Linked DNA regions of Homo sapiens: region 1 is linked to region 2. Evidence: read pairs that join two places in POLR2A ChIA-PET (ENCODE). Cell type or tissue: Caco-2. All regions are shown on one strand. Links, peaks and the distances in the headings refer to the core of each region. The heading gives the core; the rest is flanking DNA.

Region 1 (7,786 bases), core at 3,505-6,004, 98 kb before region 2:
AAAGAAAATTACCTAAAAATTACTAGAAACAAGAAAAGTCAAGTTGAAGATGTCCTGTATGTAAATTAGATATTAAATATCCTAATTACAACAGCAACCAAAAAAGACAAAATATTTAGATATAAGTTTAACAAGAAATGTGTTGTTCCAATAAGAAGTTGTAAAATATTCTGAAGGGCAAACATAATACTTGAATGAATAAAAAGATATACCCCTTTCTTGGATAAGATTCAATATGGTAACAATTCCCCTGAATTCATATTTAATTGTAATATAAAACATTTTGAGGAATTGTACAAATTATAAAATTAACTGAGAAAAATAAATACGCAAGACTAGCCATACAAATTATTAAAATGAATTACTAAGCAATACAAATTAAAATCATTCAGTATTAAAAAAGATATTAATGGTATATAGTATAGCATAGAGAAGCCAGAAAGAGATCCAAATAAGAATGGAAATTTATGATATAACAATATCTCAAATCAGCAGGGAAAAGATAAACTCTTTATCAACTGTTAGTCACTTTGAAAAATAAATAAAGCTGGATATCACCTCATGCCTTCCATCAAAATAAACTCCAGAAATATCAAAGACACAAATATGTAAAAAGAAACATAAAACTATTAAAAGAAAATATAGTTTAAATGAAATTTTTTAACTTGGAGTGGAAAAAATCTTTCCCAATTATGGCATAATGCAAAAAGCCACAAGGCACAGACCACTGTGATAAATACAGCAGCCAGAAATAAACCCTAGCATATACGGTAAATTGATTTTTGATAAGGGTGTCGAGGCCATTCAATGGGAAAAGGACAGCCTTTTCAACAACTGGTGCTGGGAGAACTGGATATTCACATCCAAAAGAACGAAGTTGGACTCTTACCTTATACAAAAATGGACTCAAATGGATCAAAGACATAAACTTAAAGGCTAAAATTCTTAGAAGAAAATAAGAAGAAAGCTTCCTGACACTGGATTTGGCAAGGATTTCTTGAATATGCCAACAAAAGTACAGTCAACAAATGGAAAAATAGATAAACTGGACTTTATCAAAATTAAAAACTAGTACACTATCAAAAGAATAAAAAGGCAACCTGGCCAGGCGTGGTGGCTCACGCCTGTAATCCCAGTACTTTGGGAGGCTGAGGCGGGTGGATCACAAGGTCAGGAGATCAAGACCATCCTGGCTAACACGGTGAAACCCCGTCTCTACTAAAAAATACAAAAAATTAGCCGGGCATGGTGGCAGGCGCCTGTAGTCCCAGCTACTCGGGAGGCTGAGGCAGGAGAATGGCATGAACCCAGGAGGTGGAGCTTGCAGTGAGCCGAGATCACACCACTGCACTCCAGCCTGGGTGACAGAGCAAGACTCCATCTCAAAAAAAAAAAAAAAAAAAAAAAAAAAAAAGAATAAAAAGGCAACCCACAGAATGGGAGAAAATATTTGCAAACCATGTATCTGATAAGAGATTTATATCCAGTATATATAAAGAACTCCTAAAACTCAACAACAAAAAACCCAATTCAAAAATAGACAAAGGACTTGAATAGACATTTCTCCAAAAAAGAAATACAGATGGCCAAAAAGCAGATGAAGTGATGCTCAGCATCATTAATCATTTAGGAAATACAAATCGAAAATCAAAGTAAGATACCAGGTTGACTATTATGTTTTAAAAAAGGAAAAAAGAAAATATTGGCAAAGATGTAGAAAAACTGGACCCCTGGCTGGGCACGGTGACTCATGCCTGTAATCCTAGCACTTTGGAAGGCCGAGGCAAGCGGATCACAAGGTCGAGAGATTGAGACCATCCTGGCTAACACAGTGAAACCCCGTCTCTACTAAAAATACAAAAAATTAGCTGGGCGTGGTGGCGTGTGCCTGCAGTGCCAGCTGCTGGGGAGGCTGAGGCAGGAGAATGGCGTGAACCCGGGAGGCAGAGCTTGCAGTGAGCCAAGATAGTGCCACTGCATTCCTGCCTGGGCGACACAGCGAGACTCCATCTCAAAAAACAAACAAAAAAACAAAAAACAACAACAACAACAACAAGAAAAAACAACTGGACCCCTGTGCGTTGCTAATGTGAGTATAAAATACTACAGCCATAGTGGAAGACAGTACATCAGTTCATCAAAAATTTAAACACAGAATTACCCTATGATCTAGCAGTTCTACTTCTGGAAATATATACAAAAGAACTGAAAGCCGAGACTCGAAAAGATACCCACACACTAATGTTGCTAGCAGCATTATTTGCAACTGTCAAAAAGCAGAAACAACCTAAATGTCCACCCATAGACGAATGGATAAAGAAAATGTGGTATGTATATCTAATGGAATATTATTCTGCTTTAAAAAGGAAGGAAATTTTGACACACAGCTACAATGTCAAATCCTGAAATCATTATACTAAGTAAAATAAACCAGACAAAAAAGGAAAATACTGTATGATTTTCTTATATGAGGTTCCTAGAGTATATTCACAGAGACAGAAAATAGAATGATGGCTACCAGAGGCTGGCGTGTGGTGGGGAGGATGGAGAGCTAGTATTTAATAAACACAGAGTTTCAGCTGGAAAAAGTAAAAAAGTATTAGACATGGATGGAGATAATGGTTGTACAATAATGTGAATGCACTTAATGCTATGGAACTGTACATTTAAAAAATGGTTAATTCATTTTCACTCATGGTAAATTTCATTATTTTTTTTTGTGTGGGAGGAGACAGAGTCTCACTCTGTTGCCCAGGCTGGAATGTAGTCACATGATCTCGGCTCACTGCAACCTCCACCTCCCGGGTTCAAGCGATTCTCTTGCCTCAGCCTCCTGAGTAGCTGAGATTACAAGCACAGGCTACCATGCCTCCCTAGCATGTTATATATATTTTACCACAACTTAAAAAATAGAAAAAAAAAATGAGGTAGGGATTTATATGTTATAAGGAGAGATGCCCATGATCCATCAAATGGAAAAAGCAAGTCAGTAATATGATATAAAGTATGATTCCATCTCTGTGTGTATATGTCTAAACAATATATTTCTATAGGTACAGAAAATTTCTCAAAATATGTGTCCCCCAAAAACCTGTTAATAATACTTTTTTTAAGTAGTAGGCCTAGGGAGTTAGTGGCTACTATTCATGTCCTTCTATATTATGGATTATTTTGCCATCAAATATATGATGGATTATTTTACCATCAAAAAGCATTATTTTTAAAACAAAATCAGATAAAACCCAAAAATACATAACCTGAAATATTTACTTCTTTTAATTTAGCTGAATTAAAAACATTCTGGGATAATTATAGAATGTCTATAAATATATCACTAAGCATCCCTGCAAGAACTGAGAAGCACAGAGATTTTATAAGATATTATGACAGGATGCTGACCTTGGCAGGGAGCAGATTCCTAAAGTGGAAATTCGATGTTTAGGCAAGTGACTTTTTTCTTTTACAAGTTATATATAAAAAGCATTAAATCCATCATTTTATTAGAATATAAATCTAATCAAAAGCATTTTAAATCCTCATTTAAAAAGAAGAAAGAAGCAAGAAGGCAGTGGTGGTTTCTCTTGTTAAGACTGAATACATTCACTTGCAGAAAGCTTGTTAATGAAAATTAGCTCTGTAGATTAACACCATCATGTCTTCTAGTTTAATAGACATTTCAAAAGAGGTGACATTTTGAGACTGAGGTAGCCTGTTCCAGGGGCTGTTTTGGATGGACTACTCATACAAAGAAAATCGCATCTAACTGTATCAGAAAAAGTTTAAGGCCTATAAAACTCAAATAAAGGTATAACAGGAAAATAAACCATTAAAGATACAATTTTTAAATGTTTAAATAAGATTAAGAAAACAAGTTAATTAAGCAAATGGCAAAACTCTAAGAAAAAAAAAAACCACTTCCAGTGCTCAGGTTTTTTTTTTTCATTCTATTTTGATACTGATTTTACGTCCACACTGAATCTTTTGAAAAGCTTTTAATTAATAAAAATAACATACTATGCTCTGAAAGGCCTACAAAAATTTGTTTAAAAGGGTTATACTTTGCATATTAGTAAAGACTAGATTATAGGATAGTAACTACACAATCTCCAAATCCAAATGACTTAAAACTGCAAAAGTTAATTTCTTGCTCATACTACATGTATGGGTCATTAAGAAGGCTATGCTTGTCACTGTCAGTGACCCAGATGGACAGAGTAGGAATGAACAGTTACTTCCCTGTCAGAGAGAATGCACCAGTTCTTTAAAGCATCTTCCCAAATCAAGTCTCATGGCCACACTTAACTTCAAGTGGGCAGAGAAGTAGAATCCTATCATGTGCCCAGGAGAGAGAATGCCAATATTTATGAATAGCTCTAATCATTACTATACCTGGGAAGTTGTAGGAAATACCTCTGATTATTGCTGTATATATTATTTTTATTACTTGACCACTTTACAAAGAATATATATTACTTTCGCATTTAAAAACACATTCAAACACAGAATTTAAAATTTGTCCAGAGACTACACCTCAGACTATGGGGTGAAGACTGAGGAAACATTACTGTTTTATTATAGTAACCTTAATTGCAAGTTCAATTTTAAGAGTTGGTAATACATTTTTTGTTTTAAAAAGGTTGTATCTGCAAGGCTACAGTAATAAAATATTAAATTTCACAAATGGATTTTAGTTTTTCTTTCTACAAGGCTAAACAGATGACTCTAAATAACCAGCAGTGATCCATTTCTTCAGAGGCCTTAAAAATGTAAAGCTGTATCTTATAATCCTCAGAATAAACGTGTGAATGTGCAAATCGGGTATTACTAACTTCAATTTACAGAAAAGAAAGCTTAAGACTGGGTCACAAAGCAGTTAAGTCAGTGGGTCATGAATTTTTTTTTAACATTTTACTAATAAAAATTTCAAACAGAACAGTTAAAAAAAAAACTGTTCAGTGAAGGCCCATAAAGCCAATACTGAGCTTCTCTAAATAACATTTTGCTCTATTTACTCCACCAGCTATCTATCTAGGTATCCACCCATCAATTCATCTTATTTTTTATTCATTTCAAAGTTGCAGACAGCAGTATACTTCATCTCTAAACATCTGAGTTCAGTATTTGTTTTCTGTTCATATTCTGTATTTTTAAAGTTAAAGTTATACAGCAAAATGCACAAGTGTACACTTGGGTAAGTTCCGATAAATGAATTCGCCAACATAACCCAAACTTCTATTAAGACATATAACACTGGCCAGGCATGGTGGCTCATGCCTGTAATCCCAACACTCTGGGAGGTCAAGTCTAGTGGATCACTTGAGGCAAGGAGTTCAAGACCAGCCTCTCTACTGGTGAAACTCCACCTCTACTAAAAATACAAAAATTAGCTGGACGTGATGGCAGGGGCCTGTAGTCCCAGCTAATTCCCAGCTACTTGGGAGGCTGAGGCATGAGAATTGCTTGAATCTGAGGGGCAGAGGTTGAAGTGAGCCAAGATCACATCACCGCACTCCAGCCTGGGCAACAGAACAAGACCCTGTCTCAAAAAAAAAAAAAAAAGATATACAACATTTAACTTACAGAAATAGAGAGTAGAATAGTGGTTATCAGAGGCTAGGAGTCCTTGGGAGATGCTGGTCAAAGGACACAAAATTTCAGTTACAAGAAACAACTTCAAGTGATCTACTATACATCATAATGACTACAGTAAAATATATGGTATACTTGAAAATTGCTAAGAGAGTAGATTTTAAGTGTTCTCACCACACATAAAAAAATGAGGTAACGCATATGTTAAATAGATTGATGTAATCATTTCAAATGTGTGTGTGTCTACCATGCTGTACACCATTAATATATAAATAATTTTTACTTAATTAAAATTAACTACTTTTTTAATTAACATTTTCATTATCCCAGAAAGTTCCCTCAGTGGGCCTTGATTTGAATACATGATCTGGTTCCAAAGTCTACAATCTTTTCACAACATTATGCTACTTCTTTTTAATATGTAAACATACTAAACAATATTAATTTTTTTATGTCAAGCTCTCAATAATTAAGGTAGTTGAAACAGAAATATAAAAGGAAGAACACCCTCAAGACACCCTCCACCAAGGCCAAACAGCCCAGGTGTTTAATGTCTGTAGCAAGCTGAGTATACCACCTTCCTTCCACCAATGTCCACTACATAATTCCACTACATAAATAAAACAAGTTCTTCCCACCCTAAGAGTTCAACAGTTAATCCAGGAGAAACGGATGTCGCCATAAAAAGTATCTCATATGTTCATCTCTTGTATCTTCAATTAAACTAATAAATGGTTAGGGAAGGACCATTTCTTATGCTTGTGAGGCAAGAAGTAGGTTAGTAGTTAGTGGTTGCCATAAAAGGCAATAGACAGCTGAAGAAAAAAAAGGAAACGCTTTAGAATCAGCCAGGTCTGGGTTCACTGTCCTCACGCTTAATACGTACTACGTACATATTACATAACGATGTACTACGTACGTAGTACATATTACATAACGATGTAATATGTATGTAGTACATATTAATGTACAGCTATGTAATGATGTACAAATTACTTAACTTCTCTAAGCCTCAGGTTCCTCATCTGTAAAATGAGCCCTATATTTTACCTTCTTTTCAATGTCAAACTTCTCAAATAAATGACCTACATCCAGATAGATGCAAGCCAGACAAGCCCTTATCCTGGACCTCAAAATTCAGGAGAAATTCCTCTGGCCTTCTAGCAGCCATGCCCCTCCCCATGGGATAAGAGACCTTGGGAGCAAAGAGCATGGACGTTATGAGCCCATGCCTGGCTGTAGAATATACTCCAGGTAATCTAAAACCAGGAATTTCCTGAACAAACAGCAGTAGGCTTGGCTTCTAAGGTCTGCAGACCCATTCCCTGGTTCTTGCTTTTTGAGGATGGCACTTGAATGTGAGAACTGGTGGGTCCAAGTGTATGTGTAAAGCCAGCTTAAAGTACAGAATAGATTGTAGGGTAGGAAGAGAATGGGACTTAGGCTCAGACGAGGTGGGCCTAATGGGCCTGGTGGGCCTGCCCCATGTGGACATATACCGGCATGTAACTCTGAAGAATCTGAGAATTCTTAGTTTAAACCTCATCTTCCAGGTCCATATGAAGATTATTTGTCATTGGGTAGTGGGGGGAGGACAAAATGTATTTTACTCAATAATTTGTTCATTTAACTTACGTACATATAGTATATTGGTCTTTATATTTGCTGCAGACCCTGCAAATGTTACAAGCGGGCATGTCTACATATACTACTACTAACTTAAATGTGTATATAGTATTTGCCAAATTTACCTTCAATATTATCATACTTAATCACACAGTAATATTATGGGTTAGGTTTTATTAACCCCACTGCACAGATAAAAAATCAGACATGTGTAAGAAACATATCCAGCGTTCTTTCCTTCTATCTCCACATCACTCTCTTAACTCTCAAATAGTAGGGTCTCCTACTCTGGCATTATCTCCAATACTGCACTCTCCAAGACAATGTGCCTCTGATCCCTAAATGTGGTCCTTAATCACCATGACCTCTCTTTAGCATCTGATACTGTCAACAATTTTTTCCTTTCTTAGAATAGCTTTCTCCTCTGACTTCTAAGGCTTCACTATTCCAGTTTTTCACTTAGCCTTTCGCTCTTTCTCTGGCTTCTCTTCTTTTTCAGAATTTTTGTGAAGAGCGAATAAGATAATATTTCTGGGCCAGGAGTGGTGGCGCATGCCTGTAATCTCAGCAC
Region 2 (7,786 bases), core at 2,103-4,602:
AATTAACATTAAAAGTGAATTTCATTTCCCTAGCATGTGCATATCTGCATGGCAAGCCCTTATTCATCTTTTGGACTTCACTCAAATGTCTCTTCCAGGGCTCTCTCCAAGGCAGAACTTGCAGACATTGTATTGCATGTGACCTCCCCCATCACCCCATCAGATTACGAGATCCTCTTAGCCTCTTGGTGCGTATCATGTCAGTACAGTGGGTTCCTGGCACAGAAGAGGTACCCAATAAAGAACTGATGAATGACCAAATAAAATAACGGTCCTTTTTTGTGACAATACTCCATTTTAACTCATTGTAAATATCTTTGCACTTACCTGAAACCATGGAATTGGGGCTTCTGTTCATTTACAGAATAGATATATTTTTAACATATAAATGAGAGAGATTAGGGAACACCTAGCACCACTATATCATTTTATTTTAGACGTGGATATATAAATTATGTAAAATAGCAATGTAAACATACACACACACACACTCACATACTTTTGTCAATTTAGTGACTAATAACTTGAAGAAATAAGAATTCCCACTATAAGGCATATTCTCCTGAAAGCTTTGGGCACTATGGAGAATACTACATGACAGAATGCTAGTATACTTTCTGAAAGACAAGATGATCCTAATGATTTCCTCATCAATGAAAAAGGACTTTTTCATTATTAGAAATGAGCCCCAAAGGTTAGGCTGCTAATGTGTTTTTGTATACGTGTGCAAATAAATGCCATAAATAACACTTTGGACTAACATCAAAGCACACTTCTGTCTCACTGCTCTTCTTTTTGGGGTGGACATTTGAAGAGGTTCTTTGAAAATTATAACGAGATACAAACTTACTCCAGTGTCCCCTTCTCTACTAATACATGAAGGGCAGCTGTGACTGGCTTTCAGTGGACCAAAGCTCTTACAGGAGTTGCTTAGGGAGAAGCCTCACATTCTGCAATCCTGTTTCTATTTGAATGTGGAAACCTGAGCTACCTCTCCCTCCATTCTCTCCTGCCCTCCCCAACTCTCTCCCTCTAGACAGGTTTCTAATCTGTCCAGTGAGTAGCTGGAACTACAGCAGGAGTCAGTAAACTTTTTTGGTAAAGGTCAAGATAGTAAATATTTTCAGCTTTGGACCACATGGTCTGTGTTGCAACTATTTAACTCTGTTATTATAGTGCGAAAGCAGCCACACAGAATATGTAAACAACGGGTACGGCTGTTTCTCAATAAAAATGGGCATGCCTATTTTCCAATAAAATTTTATTTATGAAAACAGGTGGTGGGCCAGATTTGGCCAGTAGATCATAGTTACAGACTCCTGGACTAGAAATATTCTAGGATCCCTGTTAGCTTTTCTCTGCCTTAGTATTCAATTTTCATGAGTCTGTGAGAGTTCACAATTGGGAGACAGCTGGAAAAAAAGAGAAGCATACTTTGAAGAATCATTGGCTGTGTGAAATTACTATATTTGACTTATCTTTTCACTTGGAGTCTTTTAACTTTGTAGCATAATGCCCCTATTATATTTAGCAATTAGAGTGCCATCACAAAGTAAAATGTAAAACCATTATTCCTTGAAAAGAGAAAAGGCTTGTGGTATGAAATGATGCATGCGAGGAGTGTGGGTGATAATTTACTCATATAATCATTTCTATTTCTGTTCTATGGCAAGTATTTCTGGAGATGGCTCAGATGGCAAGGAGATCTTTAAGACGTGCATGCCATAATTAACCTTTTTATGTGTTCTGATAGAAATATCAATAGTTTTTCCTCCTTTAGCACTTTTAACTTTACTTATGGTGTATAGAGATGATTTGAAGAATAATCATTATAAGGGAAAAAACGCCTTTATATCTTGGGTTTAAAATAAAACATGTATATTCTTCCTATTATTTTTACTTTATGGATAAGTTCTAGACACTGAACATCTGCATTTCTTTTTGCCTCCTTGCAAAGGAGGAGCTAGCCCAGCCAATGATTCTGTAGAATGTAGATCCACGATGTACGAAGTGTAGTCCCTGGACTAGCAGCATCAGTATTTGCATCAGCATCTACTAGAAACTTGTTAAAAATGCAAATTCTCCAGTGCCATCCCAGACCTACTAATTAAGAAACTCTAGGAGTGGGCCCAGCAGTCTGTTTTAGCAAGCTCTCCAGGTGATTCTAATGCCTGCTAGAGTTTAAGAACCACTGGTATAGCTTAGATTATTACCTTACAGAAGCACAAGTTAAAGGGAAGACCTGGCCTCATATAATCAGCAGAATGACCTTAGAGCCTGGACATTCAGAAGGCACAGAATACAGGCGATAAGCCTATAACTACATTACAAGAAGAAAAAGGACCTGAGAAAGAAAAACAAAGGGAAGAAGGGAGACATAGAACTTGAATGAGTAGGAGGAACTGGAAAACTCCAGGGTTCCATTTGCAGCTGTGGCTACAATCCTCCATGATTTGATGGGTGAGGACTGTGCTAGGTGAAGGGAAACAGAAATGAAGAGAACAGTCTCTCCATCCGCAAAGAATTCACAGTATTAGAGTGGAAAAAGAAAAAAATGGCTCCCTTGAGAATTTACAATAGACCTAATATTTTAAGTCAAAGGAGGCTGGGCGCAGTGTCTCATTCCTGTAACCACAGCACTTTGGGAGGCCAAGACAGGAGAATCATTTGAGCCTAGAGGAGTTCTGGACCAGCCTGGGCAACAGGGCAGAACAATGTCTCTACAAAAAATAAAAAAATTAGCTGGGCTTAGTGGTGTGTGCCTGTGGTACCAGCTGCTTGGGAGGCTGAGGTGGGAGGATGGCTTGAGTCCAGGAGGTTGAGGTCACAGTAAGCCATCATGTCGTCACTGCACTCCAGCCTGGGTGACAGAGTGAGACCCTGACTCAAAAGAAAAAAGGATCAAAAGAGAGAGGTTGGACATCAGGAGACATAGAGACAAGATGAAGAGAACAAAGAAAATAGAAGATATGAGGATAAACAGAGTATTAAAAAATTTTATTTGTACTAGAACATAGAACATTTAGGAAATTTGTTCTTTTAATTCCTCCAATTACTAAAAGGTGAGCTCTGCTTTGATTTGGAGATAAAAATCCCTGACTCATTGCTTCACTGGACAGAACCACAGGAGAATTGCAACCAAAAGCCTTTCATTTCCTTACGATGCTTATCGCCAGCAAATAGCTATAGTAACACACTGACATAAACCATTAAGCTATGTATGGGTCGGTGCTATTTAAAGAATGTTTGCTTCCCCACCCAACCCCATTCTTATGTTGAAATCCTAACCCACAATGTGATGGTATCAGGAGACATGGCCTTTGAGAGGTGATTAGGCCATGAGGTAAGAGCCCTCATGAAGGGGATTAGTGTCCTTATGAATAAGAGACCCCAGATAATTCATTTGCCCCTTCCACCATGTAAGGGTGAGAATGCAGCTATCTATAAACCAGGGAACAGGCCCTCACCAGACACTGAATCTGCTGGTGCCTTGATGTTGGCCTTCCCAGCCTCCAGAACTGTAAGAAATAAATTTCTGTCGTTTATGGTATTCTGTTATAGCAGCCTTAATGAACTAGAAAAATAAAAAAGAAAACAAAACAAAACAGGAACATGTTCTTATGGTAACACAACCTGGTCATTTTTCAAGTCCTGCCACAGAGTATCAATCTTGGAGCCTCATCATAAAATCATTTTTGGGTGCCTAAGGAGAATGTTATAGGTGAGACAGTGCTATTAAAAAAATAACACCAAATCAAAGATCATAGAGTTTTCTGGAAGATTTTTAGAAGTCATCTTTTCAAAACAGCCTCCAATGTTTTAAAAAATGACTTCACTATTTTAGTAATATATATATATATATATTTTTAAAATTCAAACAATACAGAAAAGCACAAAGAAAGAAGTAAATTACTTCCCAAAGTAAAGATTACTAACATTTGGTGAATAGAATCCATAAATACAAATAGAAAGCTAGACAATTAGGAGCAGTTTCAGAGAGAGAGATTGTATGGTACATGCTATTTTTTAAAACAAAATTTTTATTTTTGAATAATTTTAGGTTTATGGAAAGGTTGCAAAGATAATACAGAGCGTTCTAGAGCTCTCAACCAACTTCCTCTATTGCTAACATCTTACATTACTATGGTACATTTGTTACAACTAAGAAACCAACACTGGTACATTACTATTAACTAAATTCCAGGCTCTTTTTAAATTTCACCAGTTTTTCTACTAATGTCCTCTTTCTGTCCCAAGATCCACATTGCATTTAGTTGTCAGGTATTCTATTAGGACTCTCCAAAGAGACAGAACCAATAGGGTAAATGGGTATATGCAGAGACAGAGAGACAGGAGTTAATTCTAAACCTAAGAGTCATGTGACTATTAGGCATTCCATTTTAGAATAAATTGGAAATAGAGTTACAGCCAGAGCAGCACAAGTAGCTAAGAAAGCTCAGAACACCAAAGTGCCAGTTCAACCCAGGGAAACAACAAATGTCAACAAACAACTGAAACCTACTGCTTCTGTGAAACAGTACAGATGGAAATGTTGGCTCCAAAGGGTCCTTCTCCCATACCTGAGGATGCCTCCGTGAAAGAAGAGAACATCTGCCGAGCTTTTTCTGATGCTTTGCTCTACAAAATTGAGGATATTGATAACAAAGATTGGAATAACCCTCAGCTCTGCAGTGACTATTTAAGGGTATCTATCAGTACCTCAGGCAGCTGGAGATTTTGCAGTTCATAAACCCACATGTCTTAGGTGGATGAGATGTAAATGGACATAAGCATACCATCCTGGTAGACTGGTTGGTGCAAATCCACTCCAAGTTTAGGCTTCTTCAGGAGACTCTGTATGTGTGTGTTGCCATTATGGATTGATCTTTACTGGTTCAGCCAGTTTCCCAGAGGAAGCTTCAACTAGTTTGGATTACTGCTCTGCTCTTGGCTTCCAAGTATGAGGAGATGTTTTCTCCAAATACTGAAGGCTTTGTTTACATCACAGACAATGCTTATACTAGTTTCCAAATCCAAGAAATGGAAACTAATTTTGAAAGAACTGAAATTTGAGGTGGGTGGACCCTTGCCACTACACTTCTTAAGGCAAGCATCAAAAGCCGGGAAGGCTGATGTTGAACAGCACACTTTAGCCAAATATTTGATGGAGCTGACTCTCATTGACTACGATATGATGCATTATCATCCTTCTAAGGCAGCAACAGCTGCTTCCTGCTTGTCTCAGAAGGTTCTGGGCCAAGGAAAATGGAACTTAAAGCAGCAGTGTTATACAGGATACACACAGAATGAAGTATTGGAAGTCATGCAGCACGTGGCCAAAAATGTGCTGAAAGTAAATGAAAACTTAACTAAATTCATCGCCATCAAGAATAAGTATGCAAGCAACAAATTCCTGAAGATCAGCATGATCCCTCAGCTGAACTCAAAAGCCATCAAAGACCTTGCCTTCCCTCTGATGGGAGGGTCCTAGGCTGCAGTGGCCCCTGGGAATGTGTGCTTCATTTTTGCACTTTTTCTTACTGGGTTAGAACTCTTAATTTTATACATAGTTCTCTGGTCTGTTTCATGAAAACTCTTCTCAGACCAATTTTCTAAATATATATCGAGGAAAAATTAAGCTATTGGTTTTTCTTAAGGTAAAAAAAAAAAAAAACAACAATATACCAATTTATCCTACTAGAGAGATCCTAAAAGAGATTTATTATAAGGAATTGGCTCATGCAATTATGGAGGCCAAGAAATCCCAAGATCTGCAGTTGGCAAGCTGGAGACCCAGGGAAGGTGACATGTATTTCCAATCTGAAACTTAGCAGGCTGGAGACTAAAAAAACAGCCAATGTTTCAGTTTCAAGTCCAAAAGCCAGAAAGAAACTGGTGTCCCATCTCAAAGCAGTCAGGCAGGAGGAGTTCCCCCTTACGGAGTCTTTTTGTTTTATTCATGTTGTCTTCAAAGGATAGGATGAGGCCCACCCATATTATGGAAGGCAGTTTGCTTTACTCAGTCTGCCTATTCAAGCATTAACCTCATCAAAAAACACTGTCACAGACACAGAAGATTAACGTTTAACCAAATATCTGGGCACCCCGTGGCCTAGCTAAACTGACACATAAAATTAACCATCCCAAGTATACATACTATTTTCAATCTATTATGTTAATATAATATCTGACTTGCCAGATCATGCCGTGTCACCCTTCACTTTAAATGTGCAAGCAGATAGCTCTTTAGATGCCCTATACTTCTGTCCCCACCAGTTCAGCTGGAAGTTTTCCATGATTCAATTTGGGTGTTTGAACCCAAACTTTTTTTAATTATATAATTTAAATAAATGTTAAGAAAACTGACAAAATATAAATGCAAAAAGAACAAATTTTTGTTTCCATACAAACTAGATTGAGTATGTTAGAAAGACTGGATAAATATAGGGTGATTAAAAATTTGCTTTCGGGGTGGGTGCAGTGGCTCATGCCTATAATCCCAGCATTTTGGGAGGCCAAGGCAGGAGGATTGCTTGAGCCCAGAAGTTTGAGACCAGCCTGGGCAACACAGCGAGAATCCTTCTCAATTTTTTTTTTTTTTAGTTTGCTTTCAAAATAGCTGTGAGCATGATGCATGACACATAGGGGGTTGGGGGAATCTAGGAGGATTCTACACTCAGTTCCTTTCCAAGTGTCTTGTTTCATTTTTTAAAAATTGAAAACTGATAATCTTAGAGAGTGGTAGGTAATTCATGCAAAAAAGATGGTGAGGGGGAATTCCAATCAGGGGACCACTCTCAAAGAAAAGATCTTGGCCCCAAATTAAAAGATTGGCAAATGGCAAATGACTATATATAATTCATGTTAAATATGCCATTGGGGAATGTATTACTCTGTTTTCACACTGCTAATAAAGACATAGCCAAGACTGGGTAATTTACAAAGGAAAGAGGTTTAATTGACTCACAGTTCCACATGACTGGGAAGGCCTCACAATCATGGCGGCAGGCAAAGGAAGAGCTAAGTCATGTCTTACATGGCAGCAGGCAAGAAAGCTTGTGCAGGGGAACTCCCATTTATAAAACCATCAGATCTCATGAGACTTATTCACTACCATGAGAACAGTATGAGGGAACAGCTCCCATGATTCAATTATCTCCACCTGGCCCCGCCCTTGAAACATGGGGTTTATTACAATTCAAGGTGAGATTTGGGTGGGGGACACAGCCAAACCATATCAGGGAAGATGAAAAAGTGCTGGAGATGGAAAGTGGTGATGATTGCACAACAATGTGAATGTAAGTAATCCCATGGAACTGTATACTTTGAAATGGTTAAAATGGTTAAAATGGTAAATTGTGTGTTACACATATATTATCACAATAAAAATACGCAAAGTAACTGTGTATTTTTTCAGATTCCTTGTTTCAACAAATACTTTTTTATTAATGAAAATTGTTGCATTCTATAAACAGGCTTATTCTGTATTAAGTTTATTTTTTATTTTAGTTTAATAGGAGAAAAGGACACCAACATGAAGCTGAACGAATTTCAGGTAAATGATTCCCTTTTGAGATTTTAAGAGATTTTAATTCTCTAACATTGCTCTAAATGTAATAGGACAGATGTGAAAACCTGTAAGAAGTTAGAGCAGTGGTTCTCAATCCATGGCAGTGCCAATTCCCTAGGGTGCATCTAGAAATGCATGGACATGTTTTTGGTTGTCACAATTATGAGGATCCTGGCATTCTCCAGAGATGTCAAACATCTTATTATGTACCTGACA

The links. ChIA-PET counts read pairs that join two places held together with the same protein. Peaks named below come from ENCODE experiments on the same cell type or tissue, not always from the same donor. Only the 100,000 strongest peaks of a DNase experiment are listed, where the experiment ranks them.
Region 1: POLR2A ChIA-PET joins it to region 2 with 12 read pairs; 3 of 35 experiments call an interaction of 5 or more read pairs at or near these places.

The regions. Positions count from the first base shown.
Region 1 is chr7:8,006,061-8,013,846 of GRCh38, reverse strand. All of the region lies in intron 2 of GLCCI1 (glucocorticoid induced 1), which reads right to left. Among named protein-coding and RNA genes, the nearest start is that of GLCCI1, 41 kb to the right of the region's middle. In Caco-2, for the core only: no CTCF peak of the experiment used is centred there; no DNase peak of the experiment used is centred there.
Region 2 is chr7:7,907,001-7,914,786 of GRCh38, reverse strand. LOC124901586 (a long non-coding RNA gene) reads left to right here. Exons shown (of 4, transcript XR_007060206.1): 3 at 7,510-7,555. It also overlaps the pseudogene CCNB2P1. Among named protein-coding and RNA genes, the nearest start is that of GLCCI1-DT, 58 kb to the left of the region's middle. In Caco-2, for the core only: no CTCF peak of the experiment used is centred there; DNase peaks (open chromatin) are centred at 2,826 and 3,266.